Linked DNA regions of Homo sapiens: region 2 is linked to region 1. Evidence: read pairs that join two places in POLR2A ChIA-PET (ENCODE). Cell type or tissue: MCF 10A. All regions are shown on one strand. Each heading gives the region's core, and the rest is flanking DNA. Links, peaks and the distances in the headings are about the cores only. Region 1 has its middle 150 kb from the start of SEMA3C. Region 2 has its middle 94 kb from the start of SEMA3C.

Region 1 (5,388 bases), core at 298-5,297:
ACATTCTCAATGATATTAATATGCAAGATCTTCAATAATTTATTTTCTTAATCTACTCATAACATTCAATGGTCTCACCAATGTGAGCTTAAAATTGCTTATTCTGAAAGTTTTATAAATAAGTAAATACAATGAAAAATAAGCTTCTTGTCTATGACGACACGATAAATAAAAGCAGATGTTCAAATGGGAGACACCTGAAGAGACAAGTTAGTCCAATGGATAGGAGCGAAGGAAACTGCCCCTTTGTAAAGATTGAGGAAAAGAGTGTAAAATTATGCTCTCATTACACTCATGCTGTTACTAAGGCCTACAGAGAGAAGGTATTGAGAGGTGACAACATGCTGGCAGCCCTCGCTTGCTCTTGGCGCCTCCTCAGCCTCGGTGCCCACTCTGGCCGTGCTTGAGGAGCCCTTCAGCCCGCCGCTTGCACTGTGGGAGTCCCTCTCTGGGCTGGCCGAGGTCAAAGCCAGCTCCCTCTGCTTGCAGGGAGGTGTGGAGGGAGAGGTGCGGGCAGGAACTGGGGCTGTGCGCGGCACTTGTGGGCCAGCTCGAGTTCCAGGTGGGCATGGGCTCGGCGGGTCCCTGCACTCGGAGCGGCCAGCTGGCACCACTGGCCCCAGGCAGTGAGGGGCTTAGCATCCGGGCCAGCAGCTGCGGAGGGTGCCCCGGTTCCCCAGCAGTGCTGGCCCACTGGCGCTGTGCTCGAATTCTCGTGGGCCTCAGCTGCCTCCCCACAGGGCAGGGCTCAGGACCTGCAGCCCACCATGCCTGATCCTCCCCACCACCGTGGGCTCCTGTGCAGCCCGAGCCTCCCCCATGAGCGCTGTTCCCTGCTCCACGGGGCCGGGTCCCATCAACCACCCAAGGACTGAGGAGTGCAGGAACGCAGTGCGGGACTGGCGGGCAGCTCCGCCCATGGACCTGGTGTGGTATCCACTATGCGAAGCAAGCTGGGCTTCTGAGTCAAGTGGGGACTTGGAGAACTTTTATGTCTAGCTGGAGGATTGTATATGCACCCATCAGAACCCTGTGTCTAGCTCAAGGTTTGTAAATGCACCAATCAGCACTCTGTATGTAGCTAATCTTGTGGGGACTTGGAGAACTTTTATGTCTAGCTAGAGGATTATAAATGCACCAATCAGCACTCTGTGTCTAGCTAAACGTTTGTAAATGCACCAATCAGTGCTCTGTGTCTAGCTAATCTAGTGGGGACTCAGAGAACCTTTATGTCTAGCTAAAGGATTGTAAATACACCAATCAGCACTCTGTATCTAGCTCAAGGTTTGTAAACACACCAATCAACACCCTGTGTCTAGCTCAAGGTTTGTAAATGCACCAATCAGTGCTCTGTGTCTAGCTAATCTAGTGGGGACTTGGAGAATTTTTGTGTCTAGCTCAGATTGTAAATGCACCAGTCAGCACCCATCAAAACAGACCAATCAGCTCTCTGTAAAACAGACCAATCAGCTCTCTGTAAAATGCACCAATCAGCAGGATGTGGGTGGAGCCAGATAAAGGAATAAAAGCAGGCTGCCCAAGCCAGCAGTGGCAACCCACTTGGATCCCTTTTTCTACTGTGGAAGCTTTGTTCTTTCACTTCTTGCAATAAATCTTGCTGCTGCTCACTCATTGGGGCCGCACTGCGTTTATGAACTGTAACACTCACCAGGAAGGTCTGCAGCTTCACTCCTGAAGCCAGGGAGACCACGTGCCCACCAGAAGGAAGAAACTTAGAACATTTCTGGACATCAGAAGAAACAAACTCCAGACACACCACCTTTAAGAACTGTAACACTCACCGCAAGGGTCCATGGCTTCATTCTTGAAGTCAGTGAGACCAAGAACCCACAAATTCCGGACACGGTATCACCTTAAAAGCATGCATTGAATCAATCTTATTTATATTTTTATCTTAATGAAGGCATGAATGATGGAAGATATCAACTTTATATAAAAGAGCTTCGGCCAGGCACGGTGGCTCATGCCTGTAATCCCAGCACTTTGGGAAGCGGAGGCAGGCGGATCACAATGTCGGGAGATGGAGACCATCCTGGCTAACATGGTGAAACCCCGTCTCTACTAAAAATACAAAAAATTAGCAGGGCATGGTGGCGGGTGCCTATAGTCCCAGCTACTCGGGAGGCTGAAGCAGGAGAATGGCGTGAACCCAGGAGGCTGAGCTTGCAGTGAGCCGAGATGCCGCCACTGCACTCCATCCTGGGCGACAGGGCGAGACTCTTTCAAAAAAAAGAAGAAAAAAAAGAGCTTCTACTGCCAGGGAGAGAAGAACCCATGATCTTCTTGGGCTGGAAAATTAACCTTGAGATGCTTAGTAGAAAGGCGCTTGGAATTTACAACATTCTTCCCCTCCACTTTGTAGCTCATATGTAGTAACCACATCCCTATTTTACACCTTTAAATGTGACCCCTCAGTTGATTACATGTCTCCTGTCCTAGCCCCTTTGACACTAGTCTTCAAAAGATCAGATTAAATTAGAAGCATATCTCACGCCTGTAATCCCAGCACTTTGGGAGGCCGAGGCGGGCGGATCACGAGGTCAGGAGATCGAGACCATCCCGGCTAAAACGGTGAAACCCCGTCTCTACTAAAAAAAATACAAAAAATTAGCCGGGCGTAGTGGGGGGCGCCTGTAGTCCCAGCTACTTGGGAGGCTGAGGCAGGACAATGGCGTGAACCCGGGAGGCGGAGCTTGCAGTGAGCCGAGATCCCGCCACTGCACTCCAGCCTGGGCGACAGAGCGAGACTCTGTCTCAAAAAAAAAAAAAAAAAAAAGCGTATAAGCCTACTCATTGACTACTCTATATTAAGCAAGTTGCTGTACCTGTCTGAGTCTCAATTTCCTTATTTATAAATGGCAATAATTATACCAACTTGATTGTTTTTTAACAATACCAGAATGCCTTGCACTTAGTAAGTGATCAATAAGAAGAAATTATTACTGGTGTTATTTGCTTTCCATCATGAGAGAATTTTGTCTGGGCTTTAAAACCAGTTGACAAAACCTCCACCTATCTGAGATTTCTCTGTTACTCTTGGCCTATTCCCAGAACCTTGCCTGCCACAGAGAGGTGGGTCTCCCTGCCAAAACATGTTTTTCTTGTTGATGACGTTGTACTCGCTGCTGTTGAAACCTGTCCTGGCCACCTGTTTCCATCCTCAGCTCCCAGGGGATCTATTAATAGCTAGCACCTGGCCCCTCCCAGTCTGACAACCCCACTGACTCAAGGTTCCGTCACTGGTTTTACTCAGCGAACACGTTGTTGCATTTAGCAAAAACCAGTGAAAAATCCAACACATATCCTAGTGAAATTCAACACACGTTCTCTATGTGAAATATTTCTCCCTCCAGTCCCTCTGTCATTACTAGGTAACTTATGAACACACTTTATGCTTTCACATCACAAACTTGGAAATTGTTTTTAAAAATTCCATGGCTTAGCATTGCAAAAGAATGCAAAAGAAACTAACCATTTTTATTAACATGCCTACTGTATTCATGTATTCTTAGTTTTTGTTCAATTTGGAGCTCATGCTGAGTTCATAGAACTTGACTTATTTATTTGGCAGACTGTCAAAAAATTCAAAATTCCAATTCAAAATGCAATATTATATTTTCCAAACCTAAATGTACACATGCACATATCACTCATAAAGCCCATTTCAAATGCTATTTTCACTGCACTGTTTTTTTTAGCAGTTTTGTTACTTAGTGGAGCAGAATGCTGTTATAATTATGATTATTATTATGGTTGATGTAGGATATATAATTGACTTTTTTCTCATCAGCAAAAAAGATTTAAATGTGATTGTTACTCCCACCTACATGTACCTGAGTTCTGGGCTTTCCTGTCTTAGGTGCGATGAATTGCTTGTGTTTATGGCTAAACGGTGGAGTAGCTCCCTGAAGGCATCTTTCCCAGGCATCTAATTTGAAAAGCCTAAATTTTTGAGGCTGCATGGGTGGATGATCCTTGCAGAAGTCGGAGGCCCTTTGACTCAGGAAGAGAAGAGATTAACTTGACTCCTGGTGATTATTGAGATGGTTGTGCATTAACTCAGCCACCCTGAAGCAAAGAATGTGTGCACCTGAGGGTCCTTGGGAAGGATCTGAGCAGGGTAGACCCAGAAGGCTCTGACCTTGGGAATTTTAGCAATGATCCTTGAGGTCAACCTTGTGGCCAGTGAAGAGGGACACTATGAGGGACTTTCTGAGCGGAACAATATTTGATTCTCATGCTTTTCAGACCATGAAGATCAATGTTGGAATGGTGTGCAGCAGGGACTAAAACCCAGACCTTGTCTTTATTGTTTTGCCTGAATAAAATGAGAAGTTCCTTATATACTACAAGGGAGGAATAAGAAAGCCATTAACCTGACATTGACCTTAAAAGGTAAAGTCACAAGTTTTCCTCACCCATAAGAAAATATTCACTGGCGTGACCTGACATATAATCTCATGGGTTTCATGGATCTGTATCCCTGGGCATTTATGCCCTCACTCTCCTGTACATCTAGGAGACTAAGAGATTACCACAGAATGACTATTTCTGCCTCAGTCTGGAGCAAGATTGAACAATGGTCGTCTGACTGAAGTCACTCCATAAGGAGTACCTGTGACTGTGGAACATCTGCATCTGGAAGGAAATGTAAAGAATAAGTCAGATAGCAGCTATTCTGAATCAACCACCTACTCAATAGTGCTGGTTTTGTACATTCCAAATTCTGGAGTCAGAGTCTTTCTGATCTACCGTGACTTGCTTAATTGCTCTCTGGCTCCTCTTCCAGGTGGATGCAGTCCACAGTGGAACATCTTGATGACTGCCTGGAATCTTTGTGTAAAATAGAAAATGATACTAATTTTCCCTCCATGTGGGTACAACTCCATGGTAAAGTTGGTGAGTGGCAAAGCAGGCTTACCTCCCACCTTTCCTTCTTGGCTGGATATTCTTATATAGATTAACTATACTACCCTGCGCAACAACACTGATTCTTTGTCCAGCTTTCTGAAATTAGTCTTTCCTGGATGGTTCTCTACAAGCAGTCAATAAACTTTTGTGATCACTTAAAAATAATTGTCATTACTTACCCATGATTTCTCTGTTAAAGATGCCCAAATCCATGTATCAGCAGTGAAAAATGTCTAATAAAAGTAAAATTCACTCACATGTATTTCACAAGGCATATTTAACAACAAAAGATTAATGCATTTTTATTGTAAAAATTTAAGAATTAAAGTAGAACTATGTACTTGGAATCAACCTCAGAAATTGAAAAATAAATTTTGAAGGAAAAGAAAATAGATTTTAGGAAGAATCAGAATTGTTGAATGTGGAGATCTGAAAAAGAAAAATGAAAGTTGGAAC
Region 2 (5,388 bases), core at 77-5,076, 61 kb before region 1:
TGTATGTCTAGGAATGGAATTGTTGGGTGTGTGTATTTGTAGCGTTAGCAAATATTGCCAAACAGTTTTTCAGCCTAATTTTCATCTTTTTACATTCCTATTGGCAGTGTATAAAAAGTATTATAGTTTAAATCTGCACCAACTTATCATGGCCTTTTTCAAATTTAGCCATTCTTTTAGGTGCTTAATGATGATACATGGTAGTTTAAGTCTGAATTATTTGATGAGTAATGATGTTAAAAATCACTTTTTAAATATTTTAAATGAACATTTGGATATCATCTTTTGTCATGTACCTAATCAATCATTTATTCTTTTTTCCTTTAAACTAGAGATTCTGTTTGTTTTTTTTCTCATTGGTTTGTGGGAGTTTTTTGTGTATGCATTATGAATACAAGCCTTTGGCAGATTGATATATTGCCACATCTTCAACTCTGAGGCTTTTTCAGTTTTGGTGATATCTTTTGACGAACTGAAATATTTAATTTTAGTGAGGTTGAATTTATTAATTTTTTGTTAATTTGTAGTGCTTTTAGGTCCTGCTTAAGAAATGTTTGCTTACTTCAAATAAGAAAGAAAGCTACTCTCCCATCTTAATAAAGTTTTAAAAACGTATTGTTTACCTTTTACATTTAGGTCTGCAAACATTTGAAATTGACTTTTGTGTATGGTGTATGCTGGAGATAAAGTTTATTTCATTTTTCCATGTGAATATCCAACTGAATCAATGCCATGCATTGAAAAGACTACTTTTCTCCATTGTATTGCAGTGGCACTTTTTGTAAGACAGCTGACTCTGTAAGTGAAAGTCTGTTGCTGAACTCTATTCTGGCCTATTTGTCTTGCTTGCACCAATAATAGAATGTTTAAAATAAGTCTAGATATCCAATGATATATACCAGTGAATATTACTCTACTTTGAGAATAGATTGACTATTCTTGAATTCTGATATGGTTTTTTTTTTTTTTTTTTGAGATGGAGTCTCGCACTCTGACCCAGGCTGGAGTACAGTGGTGCCATCTTGGCTCACTGCAAGCTCCACCTCCTGGGTTCACACCATTCTCCAGCCTCAGCCTCCTGAGTAGCTGGGACTACAGGCACCTGCCACCACGCCTGGCTAATTTTTTGTATTTTTAGTAGAGATGGGGTTTCACCATGTTAGCCAGGATGGTCTCAATCTCCTGACCTTATGATCCGCCTGCCTCGGCCTCCCAAAGTGCTAGGATAACAGGCGTGAGCCACTGTGCCCGACGGAATTCTGATACAAGTTTTAAAAACATTTTTCCAACTTCTAAACACACAAACATGAAAAATAATCTTCTGGGATTTTGTTGAAGACTAGTTTTTTTCTATCCATCAATTTTTGAAGAATAAATATTTTGACAATATGTACTTTGGCTTGTTTAGGCCTTCTTTAATTTGTCAGTGACATTTTGTAGTTTCTGTTTAGATGCTTGTGTATTTAGCATTAAATTTATTCTAAGTTATTTGATACTTGATTCTTTCATGAATGGTATCTTTCTTAAATTTCATTATCTAACAAATTGTAAATGTATACAAAATGATTTTTGTATACAGATCATGTGAATCTATGGTCTATAATATGTGTTCTATTTTTAGAATCTGGATTATTTAGGTTTTCTGTATTCTACTATCTGTGAATAAAGGTAGTTTTAGTCTTTTATCACCATTTATATATTTTATTTCTTTTTCTTGCCTTATTACACTGGCTAGGACTTCTTGTACAACGTTGAATAGACATGATACTGGGTATTTTATTTCTGACCTTAAGAGTAAAGCTTTCAACACACCACTAATGTGTATAATGTTTGCTGTTGGTCTTTGTAGATATTTTAGAAGGTAAAAAAAAGTTCTATTCTAGTCATTGTTTTCTTAGTTTTATTATTATTGATAGTGTTGAATTTTATCAAAAGAAAATTTTCATCTTTTGCCATTATCTTATCATTTTCTCCCTCTTTATTAATGTGGTGAAATTATCTTGCTTGATATATATAATTTTAATTTCTGCATTATATATAGTTGAATTAAGGCTATGGATACAATCTTTGGATCTTTAGCATAACTGCTTTTGCCAAGTTTGGAAAATTTTTAGACATTAGCTTTTCAGTACTGTTTTAGCCTTATGCTCTCTCTCCTGTTTCTGGGACTCTACACATATACTATATATTTTTTTCTTTTCATAACATCCCATACTTTCCTTAGGTTCTTTTCTGTCCCTTCCTTTTTGTTTGTTTGTTTGTTTTGAGACGGGATCTCACTCTGTCACCCAGGCTGGAGTGCAGTGGCGCAGTCTCAGCTCACTGCAACCTCCGCCTCCTGGGTTTACGCCATTCTGCTGTCTCAGCCTCCCAAGTAGCTAGGACTAAAGGTGCCCGCCACCACACCTTGCTAATTTTTTGTATTTTTAGTAGAGACAGGGTTTCACCGTGTTAGCCAGAATGGTCTCGATCTCCTGACCTTGTGATCTACCTGCCTCAGCCTCCCAAAGTGCTGGGATTACAGGCATGAGCCACCGTGCCCAGCCTCTACTTTTCTTCTTAATTTTTTTAGACTCTTTCTCTGTGTATAGATTTAAAAAATTAAAGAGAAGTATTGCTAACTGTAAGCCCATTTTTTCCTTCTGTCTCTCTTGGATTTTGCCTTTTAAGTTCTAGATACCTCACACTAATTTCTGTCTCTTGATCCTACCATATTTTCCCTACATACCTCATGTGTTTACCAAAGCTATTTTGTTTCTCAGCTTTTTGTGTTTTTGCTTTGGCTTCTGCCTTGTTTCTCAATCTCTCTCTCCAGCAAATGATCTAAATATGAAAGCTGCTTACAGAATGTCAGGTAACCCTTTTGTGATTGACCTCTTTGAGGGATCTTGACCCCTCAAGTCCTGATAGCCTCAGCGACTCTTCCAGTGACTTCAAACGAAGCCTCTCCCTCTTTGTAATTATATCTGTTTTTTTCTAGTTGTTCTCAGTGGGAGTGTTAGTCAGCTACTCTATTGCAGCCACCTCAGAAATTCCCTGTAAATTTGTTTTGATGACTCAAGAGTTTCATGTTGTTTTGAGTGTCAGAATCTGAGTGATTTAACAAGTATTGCATAAGCTTTAATAAAAGCCATAAAAACATGAAAAATGTTTGCTATAATATGTGTGAAATTCTTTAAATAGGCAACCCAAAGGCACTATGCCAGTGGAAGATTTCTTATTTCTGAAAGAATTGGAATGGAAAGGAATCCCAGTTTTTCTGAATCTGAGAACAGATTATATTAGAATATAAAATGGCAAAAACATATAAATATATAGTCACTTAGTATTTAGAGTGGAAAGAATATACTGATCACAGACTACAGGAATTTCCTTTGCAATCCATTGGAGACCTGAAATATTATTTCTCACTAGTTTTCCAGTTAGGGGAGAGGGAAGAAATAGGGTTGTGCTGTGGTCAGATGAGTAGTGAAAGCTTCAATGGCAGCAAGAGAATTCCAGAAGTTGAAAAGTTGCAGATCCATGGGGCTCAGGAACTGTTACCATTGGACAGACTTTTCACTTTTATTCTGCTAAGGGACATTAATAGGCAGTTGGATTTTGCCAAAAAAGAATTAAGATAGTGAATAAGAACTTATTGAAATGATTTTAAAACCCTGTAAATCATTTTCAGGTGAGATTATATTTTAGATGTGAATTAAAACATATCAAACCTATGTTTGATCTTTATTTTATGTATTAATTTTTCAGGACTAGGTCTAGTGTAAAACTAAATATAAACCAAATAACTAAATCAAATATAGAGATTAATATTCAGATACTTTAGATGATAAGAGGGGAACTTATCTATGCTTGTATCTCATGCATTAGGTCTGCATTTTCCTAAAATTATTGTATCCAAATTTTTTAATTGTGTCAAAAACATTACGTATTTACAAATAGGAACATTTTATTTTGAAATTGTGGAGTAAAATTTTTAAAACTAAAATATGTCTAGTATATAAAATTTCATATCGCTATATTTTATTATGAAGGATACATGTATTCATGCTCTAAAGGAGGAATTAGTCACAAATTTTTACATATTTTAGAGACATTAAAAGCTTTGGTATCATTATAGACATTCTAAATAAATCTCAAAAGCACTAATCTACAAAGAGTAACAATTCAGAGAGTCAGGGAGAGAGGATTATAGTTTCAGATGTAACAAGTTATTCACCATTATGGTTTGCATATTGACGGCTGTGGAAACTGTTGACTCATTAGTGACTTACACACTCAAGACAGAGTAAAATTTTGACTCAGCAATTCCATTTCTTATTCAACTGCGTTTATAACTTGACATTATTTAATCAAATAATTATTTTACAGAGGTTATGAACTCTCTGTCTTCCATTAAAGTAAATGTTTTATATCAACTTCTATATATTTATTTATTCTGAACATTATAATATGCCAAACAGTAATTTATTGCTAATATTTTATGGTTTTACCCCCTATGGATATAGAGTTGGGATGGAAATAATCTACCTGAGAATTAGAAAACCCCAAATCAAATCTTTGCTGTCCCACTACAGCATGGGTTAGGTTAGACAAGTCATTTTCTATCACCAGAAATAGAGATTCCACATGTATATTTATTAAATGTTATTTAATTATGTGATTATCTCAATTAACATAACTTCTAAGAATGAGCACAAGGATATTTACATTGCAACATATAATTATACAGCAATTATTATTTTTCAGTTTCGTTCATTGCAAATGCCTGGAAGCAATGGCAACCCAATAGGAATAGACACTACTTATCTATATTATCACCTTAAAATACCATTCCTCATTAAAAGGAATTATAGCTTTTGCAAAGAATACTGGACTTCAGCCATGTGGCAGAAAATATATAAATCAACCTGGAGAATTTCAGTGAGTCAATAATCAAGCATCTGTCAAACTCTGTTATTTTGTGTAAAAGGACACAGAAACCAACATAAATAGCTCACATTTTTCAAATATAGGAGAATAATTTGAACATAAGAAAGAATGATTAAGGGAATTATATAAAACATTAAAATAGGGTTCTGAGTTTATTATGTGATGAGAGATTGAAAGAGGTGGAGATGAGAGAGAGAACAAGGTGGGGCTGGGGGTGCAGGAATTGTAAAGGAATCAAGAAATTCATTGAACAACACCACTGGAGAAATTTGGCACCAACACCTGTTCCTTAAATTAGCAACTAAAATGAAATAATCAAGAATTTAGTCTGAATTTTCCTTATGATTGATAATTCATACTGTCCAAAGAGCTTTGGATGATAAGGGAGGGAAAGTTATTCTTTATGATAATATTTGATCTAATAATAACAAAGTATAATTAAATTTTTAAAAATTG

What was found. ChIA-PET counts read pairs that join two places held together with the same protein. Peaks named below come from ENCODE experiments on the same cell type or tissue, not always from the same donor. Only the 100,000 strongest peaks of a DNase experiment are listed, where the experiment ranks them.
Region 2: POLR2A ChIA-PET joins it to region 1 with 23 read pairs; 2 of 35 experiments call an interaction of 5 or more read pairs at or near these places.

The regions. Positions count from the first base shown.
Region 1 is chr7:81,070,609-81,075,996 of GRCh38, forward strand. No RefSeq gene overlaps it. Among named protein-coding and RNA genes, the nearest start is that of SEMA3C, 150 kb to the left of the region's middle. RefSeq lists an enhancer at 3,839-5,038. In MCF 10A, for the core only: no CTCF peak of the experiment used is centred there; DNase peaks (open chromatin) are centred at 3,153 and 4,733.
Region 2 is chr7:81,010,232-81,015,619 of GRCh38, forward strand. No RefSeq gene overlaps it. Among named protein-coding and RNA genes, the nearest start is that of SEMA3C, 94 kb to the left of the region's middle. RefSeq lists an enhancer at 2,660-3,163. In MCF 10A, for the core only: no CTCF peak of the experiment used is centred there; a DNase peak (open chromatin) is centred at 3,040.